3 separate regions of the Mus musculus genome follow, and regions 2 and 3 are each linked to region 1. Evidence: chromatin loops called from intact Hi-C (ENCODE). Cell type or tissue: left cerebral cortex. All regions are shown on one strand.

Region 1 (8,000 bases):
AAACTGAAGGCTCTGAGGCATCATTATCTAGAGAATACTTTTCTAGTATAGTCATAGACAAACCAGAAAATGCTTTGGTATGACATAGGAGGGACATTCGTTAGGAATCTCAAACTCTCTTTCTCATTCCCCTGTTCCCCCAAAGATAGAGATAATTATGGGGTTAAAAAGATTCACTAAAATTTGAAAAGCTATCGAGCCGTATCTATAAAATGGACTATGAGGCAAGACAGTGGCAATGTCAGATCTTAACAGAATTCACACTGGAAGTTTATGAGGGAGGGTATGACTTCAGAGAGCCCAGACGGTCTCATCCTGCCACTGAACAGAGAACATATTAATTCAGTTTGGCCACCTGGGGCCCATTTAGTGCACTAGAGCAGTAATTTGTGAAATGGGTCCCTCATAGTAAACTAGAATGAGTAAACATTGAGCAATTTAGGATGGTAAACCACGAGTAGCTCAAGGGACATACAAATGTGAAGCTGTAATTAGATCCCTTGTTCATAGTGTACAAATGAAATGTATTACATGGTATATTGTGTCTCTCTGAGTTTATTTCTGGACACAGCTGAGCCCTTGACAGTTCAGATCGAAACTATCCCAGCTATCAATTCATGCTTCCATTAAAATTCCAACTGCTTATGTTACAAAACAATGTCAAAGATGGTTTCTTTTATCTTAGATCTTAGGATATACCCGGATTAGCCTAGAAGCAGAACACAGCAAGTCAGTTATAAATCATGCAGCAGAAAGTAATAGATTTTATTCTAAATTTAGCTGTGAAAATAGTTTAGCAAGCTGACATCAGGGTTTATGATGTTTCTTTTCAGGATTATCCTTTAGCATTTTCAGATGTGATTCTAAGAGGCTGGTGAGATGGTTCAGCAGGAAAAGGTGCTTGCCAACAAGTCTGAAAACCAGAGTTCAACTCCTGGAACCCAGGTTTGTCCACTGACTTACATATGTCCAGGGCACAGATGTACACACACACACACACACACACACACACACACACACAGACACACACACAGACACACACACAGACACACACACAGACACACACACACAGACACACACACACACACACACATACACACACACACACACGGGAGGCAAGTGGGAGGGAGAGAGGGAGAAAGATGTCATCTTTTGTGGTTGCCTAGCCTGCAGGGTGACCTGGGTTCAAGCTCCAATACCACAACAAAGTGATCAGAAGGTGTGGCCAGGCAGAAGCACACGGTGGACAGCATGTCTGGAATGCTTCAAAGGGTAGGGCACTGTGTGATGTGCTGTGGCATGGCTTAGGACATTAGAACCGAAGCATTCCCTGCCCCCAACTATTTTGAAGCTGCCTGGAAAACAGTTTTAGTTTTATTTTCAAATCAAAACTCTTCTCTCATTCACAGCAATTGTAGAGTGTGGGTTGCTGCATAGGGTCTACATGATATCCTATGACTCAACAACTCCCCCCCCCCCACAATGAATGCTTAGATTTCATTGCTTTTTCACCAATTTGCTATTTCAACTGCAGAGCTCTGTTTTATCTGGTATTACAAAGACAGTCTACTCCTTCAGAAATTCTCGTTTTCTTTCTTTCCTTTCACATTCTTGTTTAGTCACTTCCTGAAGGTTCGGGATCACACTGTGGGTCTTTCTTGCCATTCTGCTATCCCTGCCAGTGGGATTCCTGAGAAGTACGCGATAGGTTGTCTTTTATATTACAGATTCCATGTGTGAAATCTGGCATAATTGCATTTTAATACCTGCTTTAAAATATTTTCCTGAAAATTTATTTATATGTACAGGAGTTTTGTCTGTACATGTATCTGTGCACCACATACACACAGTGTTCACAGAAGCTAGGCTAAAGAATGGGATTCCCTGGAACTGGAGTTAGACAGTTGTGAAATACCATGTGGTGCAGGGACTTGAAGCTGGGTCCTCTTGCTCTTAGCTGCTGAGACATTTCTCCAGCTCCAACACTTGTTCTTCTGTGTGGAGAAGATCTACTTTTTTCTTTATTTGGAGATAGTTACTTTTCCCATTGCTGTAACAAACACCTAACAAAAGGTTACTAAATACCCAAATAAAGAAAGACGTATTTGGCTCACAGTTTGAGGGCAGAGAACGTCAGGGCAGGGAGGGCAGCGTGGCAGGAGTTCCAGACAGCTGGGCACACTTTGTCAGTGCTCAGGGCACCTCACCCTCACACACATACCCCGTGTTTCCATGGTGATTCTAAATTCAGTCCAATTGGATCTAATCAAGTGTCTGTCCACCGCCCTAACAGTGTTTGACAACTATTATCATAACTTCTTTTGTTTTGAGACAGGATGTCATCATGTAGACCAGGCTGGCATCAAATTCAGAGATCTGCTGTTCTCTGCCTTCTGAATGGCAGGATAAAGGCATCACCACTGAGACTTATAACTATAAATAAATGTATATGCATGTGTGTATAATATTCCCATAATAAATATTAGTCTTCTGGAACCCAAAGGTAAGGTACAGGATATCTTCATTATTATTATTACTATTATTCTTTGAGTTACTATGTAACTTTGGCTGGCCTGGAGCTTGCTCTGTAAAAGAGGCTAGTTTTGAGCTCATAAAGTTCTTCCTGTTTTAGTCTATCGAGTGTCAGGAAGAACTTAATTTAAAAAAATTATTATCATTATGTATAGGAATGATTTGCCTGGAATATGTCTATGCATTACATTGGAGCACTGTCTTCAGGGTGAGCTATTATATGGGTCTTCTTGAAGAGCAGCCCACGCTCTTAGCTGCTGAGCCCTCTAACTCCGGAAAAAGACTTTTAATTAGTGTCTACATCTGCAATGCCATCATGAGAGTGGCAACTCAATGACCAACGTTTATCAAATTATTTCAAATAGTTAATTGCCCTAAACCAGCTTGGTTCAACCAATAAAAAAATGTTTATAGATCATACAATGTAACAGTAAACACCCATACAACATAGGTAGAGCGTAGGTGGTGAGCAGTTTGTGGACGGAAGTATGGAGAACAGACTAGACTGGGAAACCTTGTCTCATTCACCCTTTCTACCCGGCCCCGAGTGCGGAAAGAAAAATCCAGAAAGAACCAAGAGAAAGCAAGTCTATCTCCTATCCCACTATGACTCCATTTTAATATTTCTTCCTTCGTCCACTGCTTTGTGTCGTTAAGCTTCTTTTAAGCTTAAAACCAACGGGATACAAGGCTCCAAGCAGGTCCTTAGCTATTTCTGTCCTAATAGGGGAGGGAGTAAATGGGTTTAATTTGAGTGCAAACACTGCTAGCTTTCATGGGCCTTGAAAAAAGTGCGGAAAAAGTCAGGAAGACGGGGCCAGCGATCCTGTGAACTGTGTATGTATTTTTGTCTCATACAAAGGCCTTACCTAGAGTTTAGAGTTCCTAAAAACTCTCAATTTCAATTAGCCAGGAAAATAAAACTCATCTGGCAAGCAGGAGAGGATCAAGTTAATGAAAAACGTTCACAGGACACAGAGTTCAACGGCAGAGGGCACAATACCCACCAACAAGGGCCAGAAGCTGGAGGAGAGGGTGGGCAGAATTTGATGATATCTGGGCCTTGTAGTTCGCTGTTGGTCTCTTCTGGGTATCCTCGACACGAAGATGAACTACAACCCCCACTGTGCAACGCGAGCCCCTCTCGCCACCTCTCCTCTATGGCGAGGACAAACCTCCTGGGAAACAGCTCCGCCCCACCCCCGTACGCACGCGTCACGTTTGTTTACCCTGAGGCCCCGCCCCCAGCCTCCCGCTCTCCGCAGAAATGTCGTCATGCTAACGATGCATATTCATGATCAACTCCGCCCCGCCACCGCCCGCCTTCCCGCGCTTCATTAATATTCATGAGGCGAGCTCGGGCCGCAGCTCCCGGGAGCTGAGGCTGTCCAGCAGCGGGCGGGGCCTGGCGCTGGGGAGCCCGCGACCCGCGGGGAGGGTGTGTGTGGGGGGGCGGTGGCGGCGAAACGGGCGGGCGGCGCGCGGGATGGAACACCGAGACACCGACGGAATGCTCCGGATCGCCACATAATCCTCTGGAGCGGCCGCGCCGAACGCCATCGGCGTCTCCGTTCTCTTCGCGCCGCCGCCGCCGCCGTCTCCCACCTTCGCCTCACCTCCTCCTCCTCCGCTGCCTCCGGAGCTGGGGGAGCGACGTGAAGCCCCGCTACGATGGAGCCCGCCGCTGCAGCCCCGGCACAGCGACTCGCGGACCCCACGGGTGAGGACCAAGCCCTGGCGGCGGCGGCGGCCGAGGGCGGCCGGTGTCCGGATCCCGCGCTGAGCGCGGCGGCCCCGAGCGGCGGGAACGGCGGCGCGGCGCGAGAGGAGGCCCCCTGCGAGGCGCCGCCGGGGCCGCTGCCCGGCCGCGCCGGAGGCACCGGGCGCAGGCGGCGGCGGGGAGCTCCCCAGCCCGCGGCCGGTGGGGCCGCTCCGGTGCCCGCGGCCGGCGGCGGCGCCAACTCGCTGCTGCTGAAGAGAGGGCGGCTGAAGAGGAATCTGTCGGCCGCCGCCGCCGCCTCGTCGTCCTCGTCGCCGTCCTCGGCGTCTTCGGCCGCTGGCGGCCTCCCGGCGTCCTGCTCGGCCTCGGCGTCGCTGTGCACCCGGAGCCTGGACAGGAAGACGCTGCTCCTGAAGCACCGGCAGCTGCTTCAGCTGCAGCCGTCGGACAGGGACTGGGTGAGGCACCAGCTCCAGCGGGGCTGTGTGCACGTCTTTGACCGCCACATGGCCTCGTCCTACCTGCGCCCAGTGCTCTGCACGCTGGACACCACGGCCGCCGAGGTGGCGGCCCGGCTTCTGCAGCTGGGCCACAAAGGCGGCGGGGTGGTGAAGGTGCTGGGCTACGGGCCGCCTCCCGCCGCCGCCCCTGCCGCCAGCGATCAGACCCTGGACGGAGAGCACGGAAGGGACGTGGAGCCACCGCCCTCGAGCGGCACTGTTGGTGCTGTCCGGGGCCCTGCGCGCGCGCCTCCCGCCGATCTGCCGCTGCCCGGGGGCGCCTGGACGCGCTGTGCACCCCGCATCAGCCCCGCGCCTTCGGACTCCAGCCCCGGAGAGCTGTTCGCGGGCGGCCCCGGGTCCCCTCCCCGCGCCCCGCGCCCGGCCTCTGACACCGAGAGCTTCAGCCTGAGCCCCAGCGCCGAGAGCGTGTCAGACCGGCTGGACCCCTACAGCAGCGGCGGCGGCGGCTCCTCGTCGTCGTCGGAGGAGTTAGAGGCTGATCCGGCCATGCCCCACCGCCCCGGCCGCCCCGCGCAGCCTCGGCCGCCTTCCCCGAAGACCTCGGCTTTACTGCAGCCGAAAGCCCCGACGGGCGTAGACAGCACTGGCGTGATAGCGGGCGAGGGTCCCGGAGACGATAAGGCGATGGCAGCCGCAGCTCCGGACGTTCCTCTGTCGACTTCGGGGAGGATACGGGAGACCGTGCAAAAGACATCTCCGCCCTCCCTGTATGTACAGCTCCATGGAGAGACTACCCGGCGCCTGGAGGCGGACGAGAAGCCATTGCAGATCCAAAATGACTACCTCTTCCAACTGGGATTTGGGGAGCTGTGGAGGGTGCAGGAGGAAGGCATGGACTCAGAGATTGGCTGTCTCATTCGATTCTATGCAGGTAAGGAAGTTGCCTGCATGTTTATGCATGGCTTCGAACCTTGGCAGGGATCGATAAATGATTCCAGGGGCCTGGTGAGTCTGTCTGACACTCTTTTTCTAGCTTGTTCACATGCCGCCTGTGCAAGTACTAAATTGAGCATTCTTGAAATCTGCAAGGTTTAGAGTGTCCAGGCCTGAGGTTGGAAAGCCAGGTGGACAAGGTGACAAAGTCACCTGGAAATACAGGAAACAGGTAACACCCTAGAGGGGTACCAGTCCCTAACTTTAAAGGTGGTTTCCTCCAGGCCTCTGCTCTGGTTCGTTGGGTTGCAGGCGTTTTGGGATTCCAGGTAACTCCTTGACACTTTAATATAGACAGAGGACAATGACCAACGAAAAAATGCTCCATGATGCCTTCCTCTATTCAACTGTCCACAGTTTACCATTCGTAGACAGTAAAGTGCAGCGTGGGCCTCTTGGGAACTTTGTTCTTGTCAACTGATGCTCTTGTTTGTTCCACTGTCTGCCACGCGTGCGTATTTGCTCGCTGAGTCCTCATTGACACCTGAGAAGTGGGTATGTTCCTTGTTTTGGGTGCTGCTTACCTTCTGCCCTCTTTCATTGCTTTATTTCAGTTTCCAAGTTTGAATCTTAAAAAAAAAATGAATTGGCCTGTTTCTGAGTTATAGCTTTTATTGTCAGATACTTGAAATAGACTAGACTTAATAATGTCGGTGATTACTGCTTCTGATATGACCTGAACTCCTCTCTAGCATTTTTAGTATCTGTTCAAGTGCCTATACGGGTGTGACCAGTCAGTTTCTCCTCTTGGCTGGAACTAATTTGTGGAGTTACAGGGCTATTGGTTATTGTTTTTGAGCTTGGTAAGTTATTGCATTTTCTGGTTGAAAGAGTTTTTAGTGGTCAGAACTTAGCTAGCTAGCTTAAGAGCAATAAAACTTTTGGTGTTACATTTAGGTGTATATACTAACAACCTCGTGACTCCCATAGTGGTTGGTTCTTCCACATTAGTGTTTTTTCATTTTAGTTCAACATGTGCCCTAGTTGCAGTTTGGTTTGAATGAATGAGTCTTTAACACTTACGTTGATAATGCAAGGCCTCATCCCTGGACATAAACATAAACTGTTTTATTGAAGCTTTTTTGAACTTAAGTGGATATTTTGATTAATATTTGCCTTATAAAGAAAACCAAATTGTAATACAATAGCATTTTCCTGGAACTAATATCTTAATGGATGATATGTTCTTTAATGTTTTTTGTTTTTTTGTTTTTTCTTTTGGTATAGAAAAGTGTAGCAGCAACAACTGTATCTTTTTCTTCAATGGCTCATGTGACTGGTGAAATACTTTTTTTTTTTTTTTCAGAGGCATCAAATAGTACCACACTTGGAAAGGGAACTATTTTCAGATGAGAATGACAGTCTTTCTTAATCACATAGAGGGAAATGGGAATAACACAAGGACTATGTGATGGGTAATATTAGAGTATGCTTTAATGGATGGAGGAAGCTTTTCTCTGCTTTGCTCATGACTGGATGCTGATCAGGATAAATATCTGTTGGAAGGTTGGGATGTCACAGTTCTGAGATTTTGGTCGTCTTCAGAAGTGCTGAAATTATTCTGAGTGGGCTTTAAGCAGTTTGTTTTCTTTCATCTAAATTGAAAAATGATCTGATTTATGGCTAAATCTTAAATATGTTGTGATTTTAACCTTTTTGTTTGTTCATGAACAAGTAGTAATTGTTACCTCCTGAATTTACTGCTTTGTTTCTATGAGCACAGCATAAATAGATGCAGGCGTCTGTGTATATGCTCATAAAAGCAACTAATAAAATGAGGATGCCCTACACACATTATCCAGCCTATTCTTGAATCTGAAGCCTGTGTGCTTGTGTTGTAGAAGGAAGGTGTCTGACTGTTGGAAAGATGTGGGGTTGTCTATTTTGGTATATGAGCAAAGTTGGACTTACTTTAAGCCTAATTTAATATAATATACTGAGCATCTCTGTACTGATATTTGTCATAGAACAAAACTTAACATCACTAGATGCTATTTCAGTTTTTGCAAGGATGTGTGTTACTAACAGAAGGGTGCCGCTGAAAGGTGGTCTCACATAGCTTGAACGTTGTGAGGACATATGGCAAAGGCTTACCCAAGGCTGACAAGATTCCTAGAAATTGCTTTTGTCCTCCAGTGGAATATAGGACAGCCAAAAGGAAGCTGTTGTGTTTTGATAGTGCTTTTGTTAGCGAGAGGATAATTCATGTATGTTTTAAATGATTTCCTTTAAGAAGACACTGGAAAATTTTGTATTGATTTGCTCTGATAATTTAAATGTAGTGTATTCTT
Region 2 (8,000 bases), 100 kb before region 1:
ACTGTAGGATTGTGGGTCCTGCATCCACTCTGCCACAGGGCATGACTGGGCCATAGGGAAGCCCCAGGACACCACTCGGAGGTGGTGAAGCACAATCTGAGGTGCAGGACACCCGGAGCTGGTTCCAGGGTCCAGCAGCCTGTGACGAGGCAGGGGCCATCTGGTTCTCAGGCTCTTGGACATCCAGGCCCCCCTGGGAGCTGCAAAAGAGCTGAGAATGGAGTGGGAGCCTGTGGGGTGGATCTAGCCTGGGGCCGGGGAGGAAAAAGGGAGAGCTCTGGCTAGTTTCATGGGGAGCATCCTTGGCTTGACAGACAGCGGCAGGCTTGGTGGCGATCATGGCTGGGAGCACAGAGAGGCCTTCTGCAGGAGTCTAGATGGCAGCTCTATAGGTGCAGGCCTTCTCTATGGCTCCCCACAGCTGATCTCAATGAAAAGAGACAGTCTGTGGTTCCAAACCATTTATTGCCATGGTGGAAAGCATATGTGTAAAACCTTACCCCCACTTCTCAAAGTGGGCCTGAGATTAAATAATCTTTTGCAGGCAGGAATGTCTCAGAATAGAAGTTTATTGGCTACACCCTCCAGGCCTCTAGGTACCTCGTTAGCATAGAGACCTCTGTCTTGAGCCTACATGACCTGTGGTTACATCTTGGTCTGAGGTGTTAGGGATGCCTCATCTATATGTGTGTGGAAGGGCTTGAGGCATTGCCCTTACGTGGCTGATGGCCACAAATCTATGGGAAATTGTGTCTACATGACAAGGGCCTGGTGCTGGGAGCTGGCAAAGCTCCTACTGTCCCCTCAGGGTCTCTAGGGCTTCAAAGCCTTTAGCTCAACCGAGGACCAGGCTACCTTTCAGGGTCCTCGCCCAGCCAGGAAGCCCAGTTCTAACCTTGAAAACACCAGGAGGGCTCTGTGGGAGAGTCAGACCCTTGTACTTTTCTTTCAGCAGTGGAACCCCAAGTTCTCTTCTTCCTCCACACCAACATTGAGAGAAACCCTTGGGACACCTGGAAACAGACACAGACCTGGGGAACGAGGTTGTCTGCCTCTTTGTTTTGAGATTTAGTCTCCCAATGTAAAACTGCTTGCTCAAAGGATTCCTTTTCTAAGAGACAAACCTATTTTTAGTATGGCTATGAACATGTAAGTAGCCACTTTCTTTCAGCCCGATACATACTTTCTTTTGTCTCCAGTTTCATAGGTAATTACTGTAAAGAAGAGTGTGTATGGTATGTGGTGTGTGTGTGTGTGTGTACACTGGAGTTTGAGCCCATGCGTGCTAAGTATGTATTTTACCTCTAAACTAGCCCCAGTCCTTAAAGAACTGTTTTACATTTGTATTTAAATCTGTGCTTCTGGGCTAGCACTGTGGTTCAGTGGGTAAGGGCAACCTGAGTTTGAGCCTACATGATGGAAGATGAAAACTAGCCCCTGCTAGTTGTCCTCTGACTTCTACCTGTGCATCATACCCTATACACATGTCTAAGAGACAAACCTACTTTTAGTATGGCTATGAACATGTAAGTAGCCACTTTCTTTCAGCCCGATACATACTTTCTTTTGTCTCCAGCTTCATAGGTAATTACTGTAAAGAAGAGTGTGAATGGTATGTGGTGAGTGTGTTACCCTCTGTCTTAGGGTAACTATTGCTGAGAAGAAACACCATGATCAAAAGGGCTCGTTTGGCTTCTGGAGAGGAAAGGGTTTATTTGACTTCCCCTTTACTATCCCTAGTCTATTGCTAAAGGGAATCAGGGCAGAAACTCAAGTAGGGCAGGGTCCTGGAGACAGGAGCGGATGCAGAGGGTGCTGCTCACTGGCTTGTTCCCTGTGGTTTGCTCAGCCTGCTTTCTTCCAGAACCCAGGACCAGCATCTCAGGGGTGGTCCCAGCCACACTGGGCTGGGCCCTCAAATGTCAATCACTCATTAAGAAAACGCTCTAGAAGTCCAATCTCATGGAGGCATTTTCTCAGTTGGAGTTCCTTCCTCTCAGATGACTAGTCTAGCCTGTATGAAGTTGACATAAAGTTCGCCATTTTAAAGAGCAAACAGTGCTGAATGTCACCTATCTTGGGTGTATTGAGGTGTGACCTCATAAGCCTTCCCCCTGGGATGTCACATAACCAACGACACACACCTCCTTAAGGAGCTTGTCTTACTCTGTCCCCTGTGCCAAGGGTGGCGTGTCCATTTCTGACATCTGCTAAAATTGCAAACATGTGGCCCAGTTGTCTCCATAAAGTGCACCCATTCTTTGGAAGCTGTGTATCGCCAAAGTGTGGTCACTATTGTTATAGCACATTGGTCTCAAGCATAACAGATGCACGATTGTTAGGAGAAACGGCTACATCTTGTTCATCGTTCCACAGCACACAATCTTCCTGCTGCCTACACCATCCTGTAATTACAAAATCATTTCTGCTTGCTTGTTGCTACCAAAAGTTGCCTGGCTGTAAAGCACACACCCTAGATAGCACTCATCACTTTTGGCTCTTCCAAGCTGTGTGTGTGGAAATGGATTCCAAAAATAAATTTTAAAAAATGTGTTTCATGTGACAATATAGAAACTAGATGTAATAATATGCCCATCAAACGATGCCTGTCAAATTAACCCTTCTGAGCACTTCCTCTTCCTGCCAGCAGTGAAGGGTGGAGCTTAAAGGTCACCAATCCCCTCTCTTTCACTCATACACAAACTGAAGTTGGTATGGCTATAGCAGATGTCAGTTACAAGTGTCAGTCATAGAAAGAGCATCCAGTGTGGCTTGAAGCTCATCAGACAGTCAATGTGAAGATAAGAATAAAACACATTTTAAGAATTGGGAACCAACCTGGCATATGCACATAGCAAACCCTACAGGTGTCAGGGAAAGAGCTGCAGCAGATACTAAAATAAAGCAGAGTCTAAATTCTTCACATTCCACCGACTTTATCAAAGACCCCAGAGCTACTCATTTTCTCCCTCGTCTCTGCACTTCCTCCTGCCGCTGCGGAAGCCAGGTTGCTGAATGAAATGCACAACTGTCCTTGAGCTACGAGCCACCTCCAGCCCCAGCCACAGCTCAAAATCAAATCAAGTTTTTGCCACCAAAGCAAACCCTCTTGATGGGTGGCTGTGCCTAGTGAAGGCCGTATATTCTTTACAGAACAGTGGGTTTCTTTCATTTGGTAAGAACCAGTTTTCACTAACCCATTAGGAATCATTTTAAATTATATTCAGTTACTTATCTGTGTGTTGGTGGTCACTTGTAGTGATCAGAAGACAACTTGTGGGAGTAAGGTCCTGCGGATGGAACCGAGGTCCGCAACTTGGGATCAAAGGACTTAACCCCCTGAGCCATCTCACTGTCCCCATGGGGTCCTCTCACCACCACTAAATAATTTGAAAATAAAATTCGGCATCCATGAGGAAGTATCCTTTGCAAAGTAAGCATCCCTTATCAGCCTTACCTGTGGAACCCTGGAACTGTTAGTGTGAATCCTGGAAGTGCCATCCTCTGCGTCCCCTGTCTCTGTCACACTGGCTCCCAAGCCAGAGTTGTGTAAGCCTGGGAGAGCTGAATTCTGAAGCTTGCTGCCGCTGCTGCTGCCTGGCATTGATTATTTGTCTCTGTGCAAAGAACACAAAGCTGCAGATCCACAGGACAGCAGCTCCAAGCCTGGCATAGCAGAGTGGCGCAGCCTGGGGGTTTGCTCAGAGTTAACACCAAGCCATTGTTCCCAGCTAAAAATCCACTGGGGTTCAAACTGCAGGGCTGACCCTACAGCTAGTCATCAGCGTGGGATAAAAGCAAGGTATTAGGACCAGAACCAGGCAGGTATCAGATGTTTGACCTGAGCAAAGAGAAAGTTGGCTCTGGGACCCCAGGAGAGGCTCCAAGCTGAAAGAATGGGCCCGCCTTACTTATAGTAGAAAACATTCTGAGTGAAAGAAGCCAGTCACAAAAGAGCTATATGACCCCACAGACATGATGTACCTAAAATAGTAAACGTCATATGAGCACAGGAGAAGCAACTGGTACAGTTTCTGAAGACTCCTACAATAGGGGCATGACAATGGATGCACTAATCACCGTGAACTGAAGGGGGCGCAATTGTTTCATGCACAGTTTCAGTATGGGAGGCTTGTGAGGATGATAGTTACAGCGATCTGCTAAAAATTTTAAACTGGTAAGTTTTCTTTTAAAAAACACTTTAAAACACAATTCATCAAGTAAGTTCTTTTGAAAGCAGAATCGGGGTGAGGGTGGGGGAAATAGTTTGGTGGTTGAGTGGGTATTGCTCTTACAGTAGGTACCCAATTTGGTTCCTAGCACCTACATCAGGCAAATCACAGCTACCTGTAAGCTTGGGGGGGAGGGGGGAGGCACAGACAGACAGACAGGGAAAAAAGGTTTCTCTAGACTCTTCTCCACCTGGTATGTTAAGGCCTCGACCCAGTGTTTAGATAATACAGAGAATAAACAAATATGTTCTCCAGGGAAAGAACAAAACACAGCAAGGCGAGGAGGAGACAGATGGAGGGGAACAGTTGGCACCTTTCTGAGCTTAGCCTCTGTCAAGGGTTCCCAAACTTTGGCACTCAGCAGAATCCTTTGGAAGGGGAGCCTGTTAAAACAGGAGTAGCATTTTAAACAGTGTCTCATGTGATGCTGCTGTTGTTAGTCAGCAGGTCGCTGTCTTTGGGAACTACTGGCCCACCTTTAAAGAGTTAAGAGCATAGTCAGGGGGTTCATAGACTTTATTAAACACTGCAGTGTGGTACTGCAGATTTCTACGGTAGTAGAAATGCAAACGCCTCTGAGAGCTTCCCCAGCTGACGGTCGGTGAGCAGGTTCTCCCGCCCGCTGCTGGGAAGCGCCGCCCTGAGCATACATTAATTAGCTGAGCATTCTGTGAGTGCTCGGTGGGAGGGTGGGGTATGTGGAGTCACTGCAGCTGCCGCATCACTGCCACCTGGGTACCAATTAAAAGCCCAGGTTCCCAGGCCTCTCCCAGAGCTTCTGAGTTAGGTCTTTCCAGGGTGAGACCTCACTATCTGTGGTGTAAGCATACTGACTGTGAGCTAGAGCTTTTAAACAATTATTTTAGCAAATTTTCCTTTAATTTTCAATGGCTAAACCAGAGCTCCTGACTACCAGGTATGTATTGTCACAATATAGGTGACCAATTGCTGGTGAAAGATTTTTTTTTAAACTTATTCTTTAATTTTTTTTTTTTTTTTGTCTTACAGTCCAGACTTTATCCCCCTCCTGATCCAAGAGAACGAATTTTTATTCTCCCTTTGTTTTCCTGCAAATACGGTTTGTGTATCACCTGAGTGAGAAATTTAATGCAGGATGACTACTGAGTGAGCGAGACCCTATCTCAAAAACCAACGGAGAGATGGTTCAGTCTGCTCCTCCAGAGGTCCTGACTTCAATTCCCAGCAACCATGTGGTAGCTCACAACCATCTGTAATAGGATCTGATGCCTTCTTCTGGCATGCAGGTGTGCATGCTGATAGAGCACTCATACATTAAAGAAATAAGTAAATAAATAAATAAAATCTAAAAAAAGAAAAAAAAAAACCCAACTGGACATGGTGACACACGTCGGCTTAGGAAACACTCTGAAGGATCATTGCCATTTGGGGACTAGCTTGGTGTACATAGAGAATTCTCATATAACCAGGGCTACATAGCAAAGCCATGTGTCAAAAAACAAACAAAAACAAAACAAAACAAAAAAACAAAAGCAAAAAACCAAACTAACCAATCAACAAACAAACAAAGAAAGTACAAGGAATTTTTCTGAGTGGGTGGGAGATGGGGGGGATAATACCAGCAGCAGAGTTTTTCAGGTAAACGTTAAGTAGCAGAGAGGGAAGCACAGAGGACAGGACATCTGAGAAGCAGGCTGGCCCCCAAAGTCCCATAGACTCCATGAACACAGAGACCGCAGAGACACAGAGTCCCGTTCCCCTATCTGCCACACACCACTGCAGGGAGCCTGCTGGAGCTGGAGCTGAGAACATCTCCTTTTAACTCAGTTGGCAGGAATTCTCTCTTTATCTCTTACCTTCTAGTGTTCAGTGTCTACGCCTGCATGTGTGTCTCATGACGCTTAGGTGTTCGTTAGCCTGTTTCTTCTGTGTCCCACCCTGTCTTCCATGAGGCATGGTTTCCATCCTTTCTGCCGCCTCACACACTCTTCTGCTTCCTGTCTTTTCTTTCATCTTTATGCCTCCTCCTTATAGCTACTAATTATAATCTCCCATAGCTTAACGAGCCCTAAAATACGAAGTCCTAGTAGTATCCCAACTTTCCCCATGTTGATTGCTTTTGTGGTTATTTTGTTGTTGTTGTTGTTGTTGTTCAAAGCTTACCTAATTCTTTGGGGTGGGCAAGTAGGGATTCGAGACAAGGTCTCACTATGTAGCTCTGGCTGTCCTAGAACTCACTATGTAGACCAGGCTGTCCTCGAACTCACAGAGATCTGCCTGAGTGCGTGAGCCAATATGCCCAGTGAAGATGATCTGATAATTACACCTTATCCTAACCCACTCTTTCTTTTCAGGGTATATTTAATAATTAATCCTTATGTTTACCAAGAAGTAACAATGAGAGATTCTCTGATTCAGCTGAAGGTACCAATTAAAACAACTGTTCAAACTGTAGCTTCCTTCATTGCTCTTTTGTCCTTAAAACACAACCAACAAAGAGGAAAATAGATAAAATAGTAACATAGTGTTTACTTGCTTCAAAGAAACGGAAAGCCCAATTTCGCTTCTGTCATTTAATCCCCTGTGGACGACTTGAGGAGCATTCGCTTTTGTCTGAGCCTTTGTCCTCTGAGGACCAAGTCCCCGATAACGAAAAGTGAGGAATAAACCTGTGTTTGGCTTTATCTTACTGTGGTTTGGATTTTGAGTTATGCTTGGAGTTAGACATCCAAGCCAAAGGCACCGAAAGGGGATGATCTTGACGTGAAAGGGGGGTCAGGAAGGAAGCCCCTGAACAAATATAGATATGAATAGCAGCAGAGAGAATCGGCCTCCACCCTGGGTGTAAAGAAGGAACTGACAGAGCCAGGACACAAGACACAGGCATCAAGTCCCAGGGTGGATCCAATGGAGCCACTACAGAGCAGATACCCAGAACCTATGTACATGTTGGATGGATATTGAGTGACTCTAGAGGAATTTTAATCCAGCAACATGGCTTCTCTGGCTAGGGATCATATCCAGAGATCTTCTTAGGTCTGTGTGATCCAGCTGGAATGCAGGTGTGTCACATAGCTTTAATCCTCCTGGCTGGAATACAACACACCGTTAGTACAAACTTTTAATGCCAAACAATGTAGGTAAGGTTGGTTTTGTTTTTGTTTTGTAGAAGGAAGCAACCGTGTTTGAAAGTGACATCTAACTAGAGGGCGGTTCAATGAGTGCACTTCAGGTGAGTTTAGTTCTGTCAGTTAACAGGTGGGAGTCAGTGGAGTTGAGTTTGTTCCATGCAGCTGTGTGCAGGGCAGCAGAGACAATATAAGTCGAAGAATAAGGAGTAGCCAGAAGCTTATAACAAATTGCCAGAGTTAGTTTGAGACCAAGCAGAGCAATTCAGCGAGAAGCTGAGAGAAGCCAGATTGAACCTTGGAGAGCAGTTTGAGCCAGAACAGCTAAGTTGGACTAGCCAGCTAGAGTTCAGAAAGAACCAGAAAGGGTGAGCTGAGTTAGCAGTAAGTCTCAGATATGACAATTACATAAGAGGAATTGAAGTTACTTCTACAGGTGACCTGCTTACAGTTCAGGCACTTAGGAGGAGGGGAGCCCTGGAGAAAGCTGCTTAGCTACAGAAGTTTAATCTGCAAGCTCTGACTTCAAGCGAGAGACTCTGCCCCGTGTAAAAGATGGAGAATTCTCAAGAAAGGCATCTGGCATCAACCTCTGGCCTCCACATATATAGGCCCTTACCTCCCCACCCCCTGCCACATGTACTACAAAGCAAAGTCTTAG
Region 3 (8,000 bases), 180 kb before region 1:
GTCCCAGCGTTCACACCAACGGTCCAGGTGAAGTTTTAGAATATGGTAATCTCCCGTGGCTGACTTTGGCGGAGTTCACGAGGCGGCAGGGGCTGGGAACCCACTTGGCGTGATCCAGGGCGGTGGCTGACGCGAAGATGGTCTGCAGCCACGGCACGGTCAGATCTCTCAAGAAAAACTAAGTCGATGTCCCTCCTCCCACGCGAACCTCGCCCACTTCTGCCGCTCCGGGCCAAGCTCACCTCGCCGTGGTCCGAAAGTCCCAAACCCACGTCCTCAGTCTGCTGGAACCCATCAAGCATTAGGACCGCGCGGGATGTGCCAGAGCCTTGCAGCATAGCAGGAGGTGGGCGTGGCTTCTCAGAGAGGGCGGCTCCCGGCGGGGAGGGGGGGGCAAACGAGAAGCTCGCGTCACGCCAGATCTAAACGTTGATTGGCTGGAGTGCGGTGCGCGGAGCCCGCCAGCGTCTCCGCCCAGCCCCGCTGCTCCTCCTCCTCCTCGCCAAGCCGCTCTGCCAGCGCCGGCTCGAGAGGGAACGGCTCAGGCCGTCACCGCCAGCCCCGTGCGGACGCGGAAAGGCGGAAGGAGGACGCGCTCGTCGACTTGCTCCTCCCGCACCGGACTCCCCAGCGGGCACAGAGCCCAGGGGAGGAGCCGTCGCGGTCACGCCCCGCCTCCCGCCGGGACGAAGCTGCCGGCCGGCCACCGCCCCCCGTCCCCGGTCGGCGAGACCCGCCCCCGGCCCGCCCCGGCGGCATGGAGGGGCAACGTTCTTGACGGCCGTGCCGCCGCCCGGGCGCTCGGCTCCTCCCGCCGCCCCCGCTCCCTCGCTCGCATGTCCGCACCGCCTTAGCTGAGGATGCTGAGGATGAAGCTGCCACCGAAGTCGACGCACCCCAGCGAGCCGCCGCCCGACGCGGAGGAGCCCGAGGCGGACGCGCGGCCGGGCGCAAAGGCTCCGCTGCGCCGCCGCCGCGACTGCCGCCCGCCGCCGCCGCCCACGGGCCTGCCGCGGGGACCCCCGCCGCCGCCGTCGCCGCCCCGGGGGCTCGAGCCGCCTGTTGCTAGCGGGCCGACGGCGGGCGCGGGCATGCCGGGCGGCGGCGGGCACGCGGCGGCGCTGCGCGAACAGGAGCGGGTGTATGAGTGGTTCGGGCTGGTGCTGGGCTCGGCGCAGCGCCTTGAGTTCATGTGCGGGCTGCTGGACCTGTGCAACCCGCTGGAGCTGCGCTTTCTCGGCTCGTGCCTGGAGGACTTGGCGCGCAAGGACTACCACTACCTGCGCGACTCGGAGGCGAAGGCCAACGGCCTCTCGGACCCAGGGTCGCTGGCCGATTTCCGAGAGCCCGCCGTGCGCTCGCGCCTCATCGTATACCTAGCGCTGCTGGGCTCGGAGAACAGAGAGGCCGCTGGCCGCCTGCACCGCCTCCTGCCCCAGGTGGACGCGGTGCTCAGAAGCCTGCGCGCGACTCGAGCCGAGGGCTCGCGGGGCAGCGTGGAGGACGAGCCGAGTGGCGATGGCGAGCAGGACGCGGAGAAGGACGGCCCCGGCCCGGAAGGCAGTGGCTGCGCCAAGCTCGGGACTGGAGGCGGGCTCGGCTTCAGGGCCCAAGAGGAACTGCTGCTGCTGTTCACCATGGCTTCGCTGCACCCGGCTTTCTCCTTCCACCAGCGGGTCACCCTGAGGGAGCACCTGGAGAGGCTCCGCAGCGCACTCCGGGTGGAGCCGGAGGACGCGGAGGTGGAGCCCAGCAACTTTGCGGGCTCCAGGGCCCAGGTAAGGTGCGAAGAAGTGCAGTCGCAGCTCCGGCCTCCGCCTCGGCGGGCCTCAGAATCCAGCTCTGACCCCAGCCTCATGCAGGTGTCTCGGAATAACCACTCCGCGGCTCTCAGCCATGGGTAGTCATCGTCATTTTCTTGGGTGGCTCATTTCCAGTCACCCACATGCACATTGAGCCACCCGCCATAACAGAATGCTCTAGAATTCTCTTCTGATGTGCACGAGTTATCACGGAAGACTGGAGCTCCCTGACCCTAGACCTCAGAATTAGGAGGCTCGTGGGACATTTTGGGCTCGAGTATTTGGGTGCTAGGTGCAAGGGGAAAAGCCAAGCGCTTGGGGCTGTCAACCACCGTCCGTTTAGCCCTGGGTGGGCTGTTTCCTAGTCTCAGCCTGTTTAAAAACCGCCTTACCCCTTGGCACTGCCAGGTTACTGTGGCATAAGGAACTTTTTATACTTAGTGTGTGCTAATTAAGGTTTTGAATAGGTCTTTTGGCTTTTAGTCGGAGAACTTTGTATTCACTGGGAGTGTGTGTGTGTGTTCCGGTGGGTATTCTGTGGAGACCTATGAATTGGCTGACCTAAGTACAAAAATCGGTCATCTAGGTAAAGACTTGGGATGGCCTGGCTAAACCTTTAACAGACTACCAAACAAGCTTTCCTAAGGGGCTTGATTTCTACTTCAGATTTGGGGTCTGGTGATCTCTTAGGTCTTTAGGCATTAACGTTGTCTGAAAGAGTTATTAAAACACATTTAGTACATAGGAATCCACTTATCGAAAACTTTAAAGAATTTTTACAGTCTTGAAAGTAATTTAATTAGGCCCAATAAACCACTTAAGAATGGCGATTTAATGGGGATATGTTTCAACTGCAGTAAAAACTGTAGATTAAGACCTTATTTTTGTGGATCAGATCTGATTTGGACGCCATGCTTTTCCACTTTAAGGGGGGGAGGTGTTCCCTCCCTCCGCGCTTGAAAGTTAACATGTATCAGCAGTCATTCAATATGGTAGAACTAAAATTGAGCATTATGTTTCACTAATGATTGTATAGACTCATTACCAAAGAACCCTGGGCATTTAGGATAGGTCTCAAAGGGCCTGCCTTAGAGATAATGTAGGCTGAGTACTTCTTTCTTTTTTTTTCCCCGTGAGGCATTTGTGAAATCACAATTTCATGTTTTATCTTATAAATCTTAACAAAATCCAGATGTAATAAGACTAATACCTTGCGTTTTCTTGATGAGTGTAAAATCATACCATCTTCTAGTGTCTCTACTACCAGCACACACGTTTGTGTAAATGATAATAAAAGCTTAATTCACCCTTCAGCCTACTCACTAAATCTACCTGAAAAGCAACACCACAGAGCTGTTAAATTTAGAGAAGAGAGCAGGTTGGGGACATGTTTTCTTATGACAATATAAGATAACCTTGAATTTGGTCTGATGAAAGTGTCCCACAACAGAACAGTTTACATCATTCCATTCATAGTATACTAACACAGGTACAGCACTAATTGCAGAGTTTTAACTGTGAGGATCTCCTTTCCCTTAATGTTGCTTTGAATGTGGTACTGTAAAGCAGACGGAGAGGGTAGATACGTGCTAATCAGAGTAATGAGATTTTTATTGTGACTGCAGTGCATGGCCTTTTCTGGCCACCAGTGAGTGCTGGGAGGAGTGGACAAAGGGGATTGGGCATCCTGCCACTAATTTCAGCACATCATCACTTCTCAGGAAGTGGGAGTAGGGAATAAATGCTACAGGGATTAACATGCTAAGACAGCGCGCTAGACACTGGGGCTATTGCTTAGCGCGTATTTCCCAGGTAGTTGTTTATCTCCCGTAGTTGTTTAGGGTTGATGAACAAACCATTTCTTTCTGATGAAACAACTTAGATCTCACCTATTGGAGGTGTGTGTGTGTGTGTGTGGGGGGGGTATTGTGGGTCCCCAAGTCCACCAGCTGACGCTGTTTTGGACTTGATGTTTGAGCGAATCTTGTTGCTCACAGGCTGTCATTCTTGAGGCTGCTGGTGCAGGTGGGCTTTTTAAAGTGCGGATTCCCGCGGTCCAGCCCAGCTGTTGCTCGGCCCTCGGTGACCTAAGCGCACAGAAGTTAGGGCGCGGGCGGGATTCTGCAGGGAGGGGGCTGGAGCGCATGCCGGCCGCTCTTGGAGGCGCGGGGTCCTCCGGAGGACGCTGGGGTCGCGCGTGGTCGCGGCCCGCAGACAGCCGCAAGTCGGGGTTGCCCCTCCTCCGCCCGGCAAGATGGCGGCCGCGCAGCCCACGTGACCAGTGCCGTTCAGCCCTGGCCCCGCCCGGGCCCCAGCCTGGCTGAAGGGCTGGTAGTGGAGGTGGAGAAGCACGTGGGCCCAAGGCTGGTGGCGACTTAGACCTGATAAAGGAGAAATTCATGGGGCTGCATTTTAACTTGCCCTGGAAGTAACTTTGGCTGCAGCTCTGCAGCTTCTCATTGCTTAGGAATCATATTTGTCTTTATTAGTGTTTATGACCAAGGGAAGCATATCCGAACTCAATTTTTTGTTAAGGTATACTGGTTCAGAATACCGTACCTAGCTTTAGAATTGTACCTAATAACTATAAAGTGGGTTTCTGGGTTTCTTTAATTTTTTTAAACTAATGACATTTATGGATAAAACTTGAATGACAGCTTTATATTCTGTGCCCTGAGGGTGAAGTTCAGCACACAATGTCTTAACCATGGACAGTGTGAGTTGGTGCTTATTAGTCCACATCAGAGAAACAGGAATAAACAAATGTGGTTTTACTCTTAGAAGTGACAGTTCATAGCTTTTAAAATGGGGTTTGGATGATTCTGTACATTATATAAAAACTTGAGTATTGGGCCTCCTTTTAGGAGACTTGACATAAATCTTACTTTCTTCCCAGCTGCAATAAACCATTATGCTTGTATATATAGCTCCACAAATAGGCCCAAGGAACAGTAGTGGGAGTACTCATTAATGTATCTTAGGATGTGTGTAATTCTTTGTAGAGTTCTCATATGTGAAAATAGCTGCAAACACCAAATGTTAAACACAGTTCTCTTCCTGTTATTAATAAGATAAGCCATAAAGACTTAGGAACAAAAACCCCCTGTGGCTTTAGGAACTAGCTTTATTCCTGTGTTTGAATGATTTATAGGCACTGACACTATTCATGGGTATTCGCTTTTAGAAGGTTTTCCCTTAACTATCGATGCAGAGTTATGAGAAACAAACCACATTGGTTATCTTGGTAGTCTACAGTGGTTGGTATTGTGTGGTTGCTCTTTTGGTTGTTCTTAATGCTTGAAGCTTGGTTGTTTGACCTGACAAATAGTATTAACATTTGAATAAAAGATCCTGTGTCTTAGTGTCACTTAAACTCATAAGCCATACTTGAACGCATCAAAATTAAGTGGCCACAAGTCCTTTCTTTACCTACTAAAATTAGTAAATTTAGTAGGGGGGAAAACCTTGTGAAATTGTCCCCTTTTCTGTAAATGTGCAGATTGGTTGTATTGTTCTTGACTGACCTATTATTTCTACTCAGTTTGCAGTACAGATAACGTATGAGTTGTGCTGGAGCTTGAGAAAGAAAATTTTATAGTGGGTTTTAGTCTAAATTTTACTTCTCCAAGAAAATCTGGACGCATTTGTGTCAGTCAGAGTGCATAGAGAGCAGCTACCTAGAAGTTTGGATATTAGAATTCTGTTGTATTAGATGCTAAAATATGTATGTAAGGGATGACAATAAAAGGGAGTAGTGTTTTGTTGTTTCTGAGACGGTTTCACATTGTAATTCAAGCTTGCCTCAAACTGGGGGATCCTTCCTCTGTCTCCAAAGTATGAAATATAAGTATGAGCTAATTCTGTTGGCTAGAAGTCCTATCTAAAATTCATTAGTAATATACACTGCATTTGTTTTCTTAGGCCATTGCTAGAATATATCTCATGGTGAAGTGTTGGTGGGTCTTCCCTGAGGTTTTCTCACTTATTAAAAGTAGTCTTCATTAGCATTTGAGTCAGGTCGGCCTCCTAGGTGGTCTAAGGGAAACAGATGTAGCACTGCATCTCCAGATGGAGGTGGGAGCAGGAATAGCCATGTCCTCTAGTGAAATGCTTGGTTTGCTTGACTGCAGCAAGGAATACAAGCATCAGTTGTGATATAAAACACTGTTGGAAGAGGCTTTTTACAGTCAGGTAACTATTTTAGTTAGCAGGTGATTAGCAAAGTGAAGTGTATGATTTCCTGTGCAGAGGTTTTCTCCTGGGGTCCAGGTGTAGAAAGGAAACAAATGCTCTTCCTCCTCCAGCTAGGTAAGACCACTCTTGCCAGTGCACTCCTGCACTCGGAACTTCTTGATTCTGGAGATGGATGGGAGGCTGGTGTTGTAGAGCTCTGAGTGAGGCAGCGTGGTCTAGAACAGCACTTAGTAGGGAGGGGTTTACATTCCAGCCCTGAGACAGCAACCAGCCAACCTGAAGCTGAGCTTTAGTGCCCTCTATAAAAGGAGGGAGAGTGACTTCCTTTCTAGGTTGTGGTGATTGCACTAAGAGCAAGTTGCAAAATAATTCAGACTATTTTAAACACATTATCAAGCTAGTGCAGTTTTCTTTAACACTTTTTAAAGTGTCATGACTTTTTATTTTCAGGAAAGGGGGTCTTTCTGTGTGTGGGGCTTTTTGGTTTTATACTTAAAGCCCACAGGGTAGAGAACTTTTACATTCTTATTACTGTAATTCTAGATAGATTGATTTTTCCCCCCTTGGTTTTTCGAGACAGAATTTCTCTGTATAGTCCTGGCTGTTCTGGAACTCACTTTGTAGACCAGGCTGGCATCGAACTCAGAAATCCTCTGCCTGCCTCTGCCTCCCAAGTGCTGGAATCAAAGGCGTGGGCCACCACTGTCTGTCGGGCTAGATTGATTTTCAAGAAAGATACATAGTTGAAAAGATAGTATTTGGTTTTCAAAAAGGATACATAGTCGAAAAAGAGTATTTGAGAGATATTTAGAAAAGTTATTTTTTGTAATATTTGCGTTGTTAAAAAAATCTTTTAAAACTCCCAAAGAAGAAATCCTCTCTAGGTACGAATACTTTCTTTTAGTATTGGACTTGGGACTATAAATGGAAGAAAATACATATTTTGAATTTAAGTTATCATTCACTTCAGTGTAGTTGTAGTCTACTTATTCACCACTTTTCACATTTAATTAGGAAGTAATAATTTAAATTTGTGTGGAGTCAAGCATGGCTACTACAAAAAAGCAACTTTATAGTTTGGTTAAGTTACATAATTCTTCAGTTAAGAGCACCAGTGGGGATCCATGTATTTAGGAGCAATTCTGCACCGCAGCTGTTGTGTATTTTTTTAGCTTATTTAATGTTTTCCATTCTTTAAGGAATATTAAGGTGGTGGTTGTTGTTTTCTGTTTTGTTTTTGTTTTTTGTTGTTGTTGTTTGTTTTTTGTTGTTGTTGTTTGTTTTTTGAGTTTTTTGCCAGTCACTGTACCTCATGTTTGTAATGCTCGTAGTCTTAGTATTTGGAAGGTTGAGAATTTGAGGCCAGCCAGGGATTTATCACAAACAACAAAACAGAAGCAAGAGGCTAGTACTCCCTGAGTGTTTCTGTACTTTTATGAAGAATTCTCTGCTCGTGCAGTAATTCTGGTTTGTAAACAGTCAGTGTGACAGGGAAGTGGTCTGTGGGGTGCTTGTTATGGGTAGTGGAGGCCCAGCCCTGGGTCCATTTCCTTTTGTTCTTGTGCTCTAGGGAATTTTTGGCCTTTGGTTCCCTGCCAAGTGGTTCCTTAGCAGTGTTCGTTGCTCACTCAAGGAGTAGTTTATCTGAGGTTTTATTTTATATGTATGTATATGTGTCATGTGTGCCTGGTACCCTCTGCGGGGCCATCACACACATGTTGCATACACTCACAGACATAAATAATACATAAATCAATAGTAGCGTTGCAATAAATTACATCGTTCTGAAGAAACTGAATTAAATTAGAATAGATAAGTCACTGTAGCTGACTTCAGACACACCAGAAGAGGGCGTCAGATCTCATTATGGGTGTTTTTGAGCCACCATGTGGTTGTTGGGATTTGAACTCAGGACCTTTGGAAGAGCAGTCAGTCCTTGCTAGATTTTTACATTATCTTTTATTTATTTTTTTTACCTCATTGCATATGTTGTAATTGCTCAGT

The links. A loop is a pair of places that touch in the nucleus more often than their neighbours do. Peaks named below come from ENCODE experiments on the same cell type or tissue, not always from the same donor. Only the 100,000 strongest peaks of a DNase experiment are listed, where the experiment ranks them.
Region 2: it touches region 1 in a loop (6-fold over the local background); 16 of 42 quality-filtered maps call a loop at or near these places.
Region 3: it touches region 1 in a loop (3-fold over the local background); 8 of 42 quality-filtered maps call a loop at or near these places.

What each region holds. Positions count from the first base shown.
Region 1 is chr1:106,167,801-106,175,800 of GRCm38, forward strand. It overlaps Phlpp1 (PH domain and leucine rich repeat protein phosphatase 1), which reads left to right and starts at 4,069. Exons shown (of 17, transcript NM_133821.3): 1 at 4,069-5,647. The coding sequence starts at 4,204. It overlaps Gm20753 (predicted gene, 20753), which reads right to left and starts at 3,724. Exons shown (of 3, transcript NR_040630.1): 1 at 3,540-3,724. In left cerebral cortex, a CTCF peak has its summit at 3,520 (motif pointing right); DNase peaks (open chromatin) are centred at 3,745, 4,719, 5,558, 6,103 and 1 more place; H3K4me3 peaks cover 4,674 bases; H3K27ac peaks cover 4,186 bases.
Region 2 is chr1:106,067,351-106,075,350 of GRCm38, forward strand. It overlaps the pseudogene Gm26509. Among named protein-coding and RNA genes, the nearest start is that of Zcchc2, 81 kb to the left of the region's middle. In left cerebral cortex, a CTCF peak has its summit at 4,084 (motif pointing right); DNase peaks (open chromatin) are centred at 2,359, 4,092 and 4,895.
Region 3 is chr1:105,989,930-105,997,929 of GRCm38, forward strand. It overlaps Zcchc2 (zinc finger, CCHC domain containing 2), which reads left to right and starts at 477. Exons shown (of 14, transcript NM_001122676.1): 1 at 477-1,778. The coding sequence starts at 861. It overlaps Gm7160 (predicted gene 7160), which reads right to left and starts at 353. Exons shown (of 3, transcript NR_151625.1): 1 at 243-353. In left cerebral cortex, CTCF peaks have their summits at 1,637 and 3,445; DNase peaks (open chromatin) are centred at 481, 1,206, 1,508, 1,822 and 3 more places; H3K4me3 peaks cover 4,617 bases; H3K27ac peaks cover 2,952 bases.